2 separate regions of the Mus musculus genome follow, and region 1 is linked to region 2. Evidence: chromatin contacts called from ENCODE Hi-C or POLR2A ChIA-PET data. All regions are on one chromosome and are shown on one strand. Each heading gives the region's core, a stretch centred on a gene start or an enhancer-like site at or near the end of the contact. The rest is flanking DNA. Distances are from core to core; before and after follow the strand shown.

Region 1 (3,318 bases), core at 611-3,110, 46 kb after region 2:
GCGCTCTACCACTGAGCTAAATCCCCAACCCCCTTTGTGGATTTTTTTAAGGTCACTTATGTATACTATTATATAATCTACAAACATCAATACTTTGACTATTTTTTGAAAAATAACTTGTATCCCCTTGATTTCCTTCAGTTGTCTTATTGCTCTAGGTAAAACTTCAAGTATAATAGTCAATAGATATGTAAAGAGTGGACAGCTTGTCTTCCTCCTTATTTTGGTAGAACTGCTTTGAATTTATCTCCCTTTAATTTGATGTTTGCTATCAGATTGCTTTTTTTTTGGGTTTTCAAGACAGGGTTTCTCTGTATAGCCCTGGCTGTCCTGGAACTCACTTTTGTAGACCAGGCAGGCCTTGAGCTCAGAAATTCTCTGGGGGCTGGCGAGATGGCTCAGTGGTTAAGAGCGCGACTGCTCTTCCAAAGGTCCCGAGTTCAAATCCCAGCAACCACAAGGTGGTCACAATCATCTGATGCCCTCTTCTGGAGTATCTGAGGACAGCTACAGTGTACTTACATATAATAAATAAATAAATCTTAAAAAAAAAAGAAATTCGCCTGCCTTTGCCTTTCAAATGCTGGGATTAAAGGCATTTAATTAAAGGCACCACCACTCCCGGCTTATCAGATTGCTTTATATTGCCTTTGCTATGTTTGGTATGTCTTTTGTATCCCTAGGCTCTCAAGGAGTTTTATGATAAAGAGGTGTTGGATTTTGTCAAAGGCCCTTTGTGCATCTAAAGATATGATCATGTTTTTTTTCCCCTTTTAATTTGTTTATGTGATAGATTACATTTGCTGATTTTATTTTTCTCTTTTTTAGAAGATATTTAGAAGATATTTCAAATATGAAATACAACTTTATTCTGATTCTAAATGAAAGAGTGGGAATGACAGTTACAAACAAGATTTCACCACTGACTATTGTGATGCTACGGTAGCAGTCTTATCTTTGAAATCCAGAACAACTCTGTTCCAGGGGGCTAAATACGCAAGTCCAAAAAAATGAAGGTGTATTTTAACTGCCACATTCACTCCGAAGCCCATTCATCTCCTTCAGCATCCCAATGAATTGCACGATCTCCTTTAGCTAAATAAGGTGGCACACACACTGCACCGCTGGCTGGCATCACAGGACAGTTGCCTAAAATAGACTTCTGACGCAGGGCTCCAGCTTCACTTTCTCACAGGTCATCTTCCTCATCTGGGAGAGCAGTCGTCTGAGCAACCTCTAAATCATGCTCGTACTGTGCTGCCAAAGCTGGGTCCATGACTACCTCAGGTGGGGCAAGAGCAGGCATGGCAACGAACTCCAAGTTAGGATCTCCAATGAGCTTTCTGGCAAGCCAGAAGAAAGGCTTTTCAAAGTTGTAGTTACTTCTGGCAGAAATGTCATAGTACTGAAGATTCTTCTTTCGGTGGAAGAGAATAGGTTTTGCCTTCACTTTCATGTCTTTAACATCCACTTTGTTGCCACACAATACAATGGGGATGTTTTCACACACACGCACTAGATCTTTATGCCAGCTAGGCACATTCTTGTAAGTAACTCTTGATGTTACGTCAAACATTATAATGGCACACTGGGCTTGGATGTAGTAGCCATCGCGCAGCCCCCCGAACTTCTCCTGACCGGCTGTGTCCCACACATTGAACTTGATAGGTCCTCTGTTGGTATGGAAGACTAATGTGTGCACCTCCACGCCCAGGGTGGCTACATACTCCTTCTCAAACTCTCCGGTCAAGTGGCGCTTCATGAATGTCGTCTTTCCGGTGCCGCCGTCGCCCACCAGGACGACCTTGAACTGGACCTGCGGCTCTCCCTGGGCGGCCATCGCGGCGATCCTGCCGGAGAGAGCGGCTGCTGCACGTGCGCCCTCTAAAGGCAGCGGCCGGGAAGAGCGCGCGGGAAGGCAGACTCTGTACCAGACTGTGGGGGAAGGGAAGCTGGGCACCGCCCGCCGCTGCGGTGCCCACCCGAAGGACAACCAACCCTCGTGTTGCGCTCTGCCGGGTCCTTCCAGCTACCTTCCAGGACTGATTTTCACTTACTGAACCATCTCTGCATTTCTTGGATGAAGCCTACTGAATTGTACCGAATCAAGGATTCATGACAGGGACACAGAGGAAGGCAGCTTGGCTCAGTGAACTGCCTGCCATCCTGAACAGATCTGTTAGATCTGAACTTTTCTGACAAAACTCCTTTTGCCTAAGCAACGGGCTGCACAATTTGTTTTTAGAGACAAAGGAAAAAAAAAAGGCGATCTTATGTCAAATATAAAAGAAATATAGAGCCGGGTGTGGTGGCGCACACTTTTAATTCTAGCACTCAGGAGGCAGAGGCAGGCGGATTTCTGAGTTCGAAGCCAGCCTGGTCTACAAAGTGAGTTCCAGGACAGCCAGGGCTATACAGAGAACCCTGTTTCGAAAAACCAAAAAAAAAAAAAAAAAAAAAAAGTATATATATATATATATATATATATATATATATATATATATATATGTGTGTGAAGGAATGGAAGAATTAAATGAGAGTCAGAGATTGAACTCTTGTAGAAAGCCAAGCTTGATATCATAGGTAGTAGGAAATTTTTTTTTTTTTTCAGTTACTGAAGCACTTTAATTTCTTTACACAATGACGTGTTGCTGGGGCCTAATGTTCTCACTGAACAGTAGAAAACCAAAATTTGTCATTTCTTAAAGAATTGAGTACAACAAAACCTTACATAAATTAAAGAATGAATACATTTACAGGTGTCGATGCAAACGTTCCCAACTCAAGGCAACTAACAACCGATGGTGGTCAGGAGGGAAGAAACCAGAACGGAAACTGGGTCCTAAGGCTCGGACTTTCCCACCCTGTTAGACTGGCAAGAAGGAGTGGTAACTGGTTCAGGAGCCCTTGCCAGCCTCGGGAAATCCTGGAAGTCTGCTGTTGGTTAATACCCTGCACAGATCACTCCGTGGTGCTCACAGAGATCCACCAGGCTGGGCCTTTCTCTTCCACTGCGTGTTCTCCCCAGCCCCAAGTGACCGAGCCACATGAACTAAGGACTGAATCAAGATATGCACAGGGTGTTAAACATATACCAAGGGAGCAGTTAACTTGAATACAAGGTCAAAAATCAGCAAGTTCTATGATCCAGTGCTGATATCAGATACACGCTTCAAGGACAAATTTCTTTTCAAAGGCTTATTCCAGTTTCATGAGGCTAGCATGAGGTGTGTACATTTGCCAGGGCAAATCGATACTTCAATACCAGCTCATGCAGCAGATGCCTGGCACCTGCTCAGTCCATCTAGAAGCATTTGC
Region 2 (3,462 bases), core at 667-3,166:
ACAGATTTTTTAAAAAGATTTATTTAATGTATGTGAGTACACTGTCGCTGCCAGACCCACCTGAAAACGTCATCGGATCCCATTAGAGATGGTTGTGAGCCACTGTGTGGTTGCTGTGAATTGAACTCAGAACCGCTGGAAGAGCAGTCAGTGCTCTTAACTGTTGAGCCCTCTCTCTCCAGCCCCTTTTAACTCACTTGTTTTTGTTTTTGTGCAAGCATAGGACAGTGTTTTGGGAAGGAGTCGGGTTGAATGCAGGATGCCGGAATTGTAGGGCCATTTTGCTGGCCCCATAAAGTTTCTATCACTTTTATCTCATATTCTCTCCACTCTCTTCTGAAGTCAACTGGTTTGTTAAAGTAGTGCGGTAGTCATGCAGTTCCCATGTTAGGGGACCTTCATTGTAATCATTTCCTTTAAGGTGATTGAGTGGTTCAAGCAGGCTTGTCAACATGGATAGATGAACCTGTTTTAATTCAGGTTGGGCTTGAGTCCTAATTTCTGAGCTTTCCTTACCTTGTCTGTGGGGAGAACATGACAGTTGTGGCTTGGGGAACACTGTAGGGTGCATGATGCAGAAGTGACCCCTTCTCTCCTCTGGGGTCTTGCCTCTGGCCACTGCCCCGTGTACTTAAGTGACTCAGGCCTGCCTGGTTTTCTTCATTTCTGTGATGTCTCGCTTCTGTGCCTTGTTCTTGGGTACTGGAGAACGTTTGGGTAAACACCCTCATACTGAACTGAAGTCCTCTGTGCAGTGTGGTGAGGTGTTCTCTCATTTCCTGTGCTGATTCTGTACTTTAAATGAATGCTGAGTAGATGCTAGGAGCCAACCTTGTTCACAGATATGCCTCTTGTTCCTACAGATCTTCGTGGAGTTCACCTCTGTGTTTGACTGCCAGAAAGCCATGCAGGGTCTAACCGGTCGCAAGTTCGCCAACAGAGTGGTGGTCACAAAATACTGTGACCCTGATTCTTACCACCGTCGGGACTTCTGGTAGAGGTGGCTGGGGGAGGGTGGGGGCAGGGCTGGCTGGGGACTTTCCCCCCACCTGTCCCCTCCTCCTTTCCCCCCTCTTGAAGAAGATGGGCAGAGGAGTGACAGCCGAATGACAGCCGGCAGCAACTGGAATGGCAGCAATTAAGGGGGGTGGGGGGTGGGGGGCTAGGGCAGGAAGGGGACTGGGCAAGTGCACACAGGCCCACACAGACACATGCACCCACACAGACACAGAGGGAACGGGCTGGGATGGGGACTGTGTGCACAGCAGGGCGGGTAGGACCTCCACAGCCCCTTCCCAAACAGCCTCTTATCCCTTACACCCCTTTCCTCCTCTCTTCCCCCATGGTAGGAACATAGCGTGTTTATATTTTATGGCCAAACTATTTTGAATTTTGTTGTCTGGCCCTCAGTGCCCTGCCCTCTCCCTTTGCAGGACCACAGCTCCCGTCCTTTGGCTTCTGGTCCTTCCTGTTCTCCACCCTGGTTTCTTAAGTAGTTGGTTCTTCTCCTTAGTCTTCCTGACTCAACCCGTGGTCTCTGTCCCGCTCCCCCTCTCTGTGGCAGTTTCATATTTGCTAATACGAATTTGCTCATTAAACATTTTGTTGTATTTTACTTTATGGATCCTCATCTGTGTCCAGTGTGTCCGCCCGTCTCTTTCGGCCGAGGGTGTGGAGGGTGGCACCCAGGGAAGGAGGCAGGCCTGAGGGTCCCGCGAGGGTAGCCACAGTGGAGGCTTCAAGGCTTGGACCTTTACGCGTCTCCACTGCTGCGTAGATGCGGAAGTGACGCAAGGGCATAAGGACGCGCAGTCCCGTGCGCCGGAAATGGTGCCGGGGTGGGTTTGGTCGCGGAAGTGGAGGCTGCCGGGCGAAGTGCAGAGGGCGGGGCACGTGAGTTCATTTCCGCTTCCGGTCCGCTGCCACCTTCGGTTGCTTCCCGTCCGCTCGGCGGCTCCCCTCCCCCGCCCGGCTCTCTGCGCCCCTCCCGGGCGCCGGGGCGGCGGGGCCGTCGCTGTGCGGCCCTCCGTGCGTCTGTGCGTGCGCACGTGCGCACTTCTGCTTCCCGCAGCTCGGCGCGCGCCCCGCGACACCGAGGCCGAGCGGGGGCAGGGGGCTGACCGTCATGACCCCTGGAAGCCCGGTATAAGCGGGCCGAGGTGAGCGAGGGGCGCAATGCTGGCCTCCGTCGCGGCAAGTCCGGTGTTCCGGCCTGGGCCGTGGCGCGCGCGGGTCCAGCCAGCCTCGGAGCCGGTGTTCCAGCCGCTGATGGCTTGTGGCTGCTTTTGTACCGCTGTGCCCGGGTCGGGTTTGCCTGCCGGTGTGTGTCTTTTTTTGGGATTGTCAGTGTCCCCGTCTCGCGTGGCCCTGCTGTCTGTGTTGCTCTGCTTCTGTGTTTCTGTGTTTGTACAAAAGGGCTTGGAGATCCGAGTGCTGTTTGTGTCTTGGATTGCTCCGTGTTCCTGTCAGGATGCATGCAATGCTTGTATTTTCTGGGTTTCTGTGTCTTCATTTCCCCAGACTGGTCTCCCTCTTGGTGCATTATTTCTCTCCGGGTCATTGCTGTCGTCCCCAGGCCCAAAATTCCTTTCTAGGAACCCACTGCTTTTGCTTAGGATGTGCTTCCCAGGTTTCTGAGTCTCTGGTGTTCTGACAAGAGCTCTGGCTGTGGATTCCAAAGCCCCCGCTGCTTGCCTTGGTCTTCAGTTTTCCTAGTCTTCTAAACGGAAGCATTCATAATTCCTGCACCACAGGGTCTCTGCGCATTGGAGTGGTCCTGGTAAAGTGCCTTACAGTGTCTGGCCTGGAGTTAAGCATGTGATTATTAGTAGCTCTAGTTACTAGAGATTTTGTCTCGCTTAGTATTTGATACCAGGTTTTTGAGTCCCCCTTGGGGACTCACTATATTGTTTGTACTGTTTAATAAGAAATTCTAAATTAACTGTGGAAAATGGCCCCATTTTCAGCAGCATTTGTGAGATTTAGTATGTTTTTTTTGAACATGCTTGAAGTAGGTAGTTGGTGTTAGGATAGTGCGTCTTTAGATGCCACCCTTTTGGAAATGTTTTTTCTGATAATAATAGCAGCCAGGAGTACCGAGCGCCTACTATCTGTGGGGCACAGAACCAAGTTCTTTATGTACCCGTCTTATTTAATCAGCAAGCTTGCCGGGCAGCACCCCTCCCTTTGTTACACAGTTAGGTGAACTGAGTCACAGGGTTGTTTTGCTGGTTGCTTATGTGGCCGGGATTTGAGTGCAAATTTTGTGTTCTTTTAAGTTATATCTCTTCCCACCCCCCCCCAGCCCTGGGTGTCATGTGTGTGTTTTGTTTCAGGGTCCCTGTCTTTCTGTCCTCCCTGTCCTCCTGCCTCGCTGTATTGCTTTCTTTTTGCCCGAGTTTTGGTGTGTCTCTTCTCTTCTCTTCTCTTCTCTTCTCTTCTCTTCTCTTCTCTTCTCTTCTC

Evidence for each region. Hi-C counts contacts between places; a loop is a spot of excess contacts on that map. ChIA-PET counts read pairs that join two places held with the same protein, here RNA polymerase II (POLR2A).
Region 1: a map of gastrocnemius shows a loop between it and region 2 (7-fold over the local background). The contact joins the promoter of Rasl2-9 here to the promoter of Epn1 in region 2. A Hi-C loop is called at or near these places in 10 of 37 maps with a recorded cell type or tissue (CH12F3, adrenal gland, gastrocnemius and 2 more). POLR2A ChIA-PET finds 5 or more read pairs at or near these places in 1 of 5 experiments (embryonic stem cell).

What each region holds. Positions count from the first base shown.
Region 1 is chr7:5,124,090-5,127,407 of GRCm38, forward strand. Rasl2-9 (RAS-like, family 2, locus 9) reads right to left here and starts at 1,861. Exons shown (of 1, transcript NM_009028.2): 1 at 853-1,861. The coding sequence starts at 1,840. The coding sequence ends at 1,190.
Region 2 is chr7:5,078,319-5,081,780 of GRCm38, forward strand. It overlaps Epn1 (epsin 1), which reads left to right and starts at 1,917. Exons shown (of 12, transcript NM_010147.4): 1 at 1,917-2,159. U2af2 (U2 small nuclear ribonucleoprotein auxiliary factor (U2AF) 2) reads left to right here. Exons shown (of 12, transcript NM_133671.3): 12 at 864-1,627. The coding sequence ends at 998.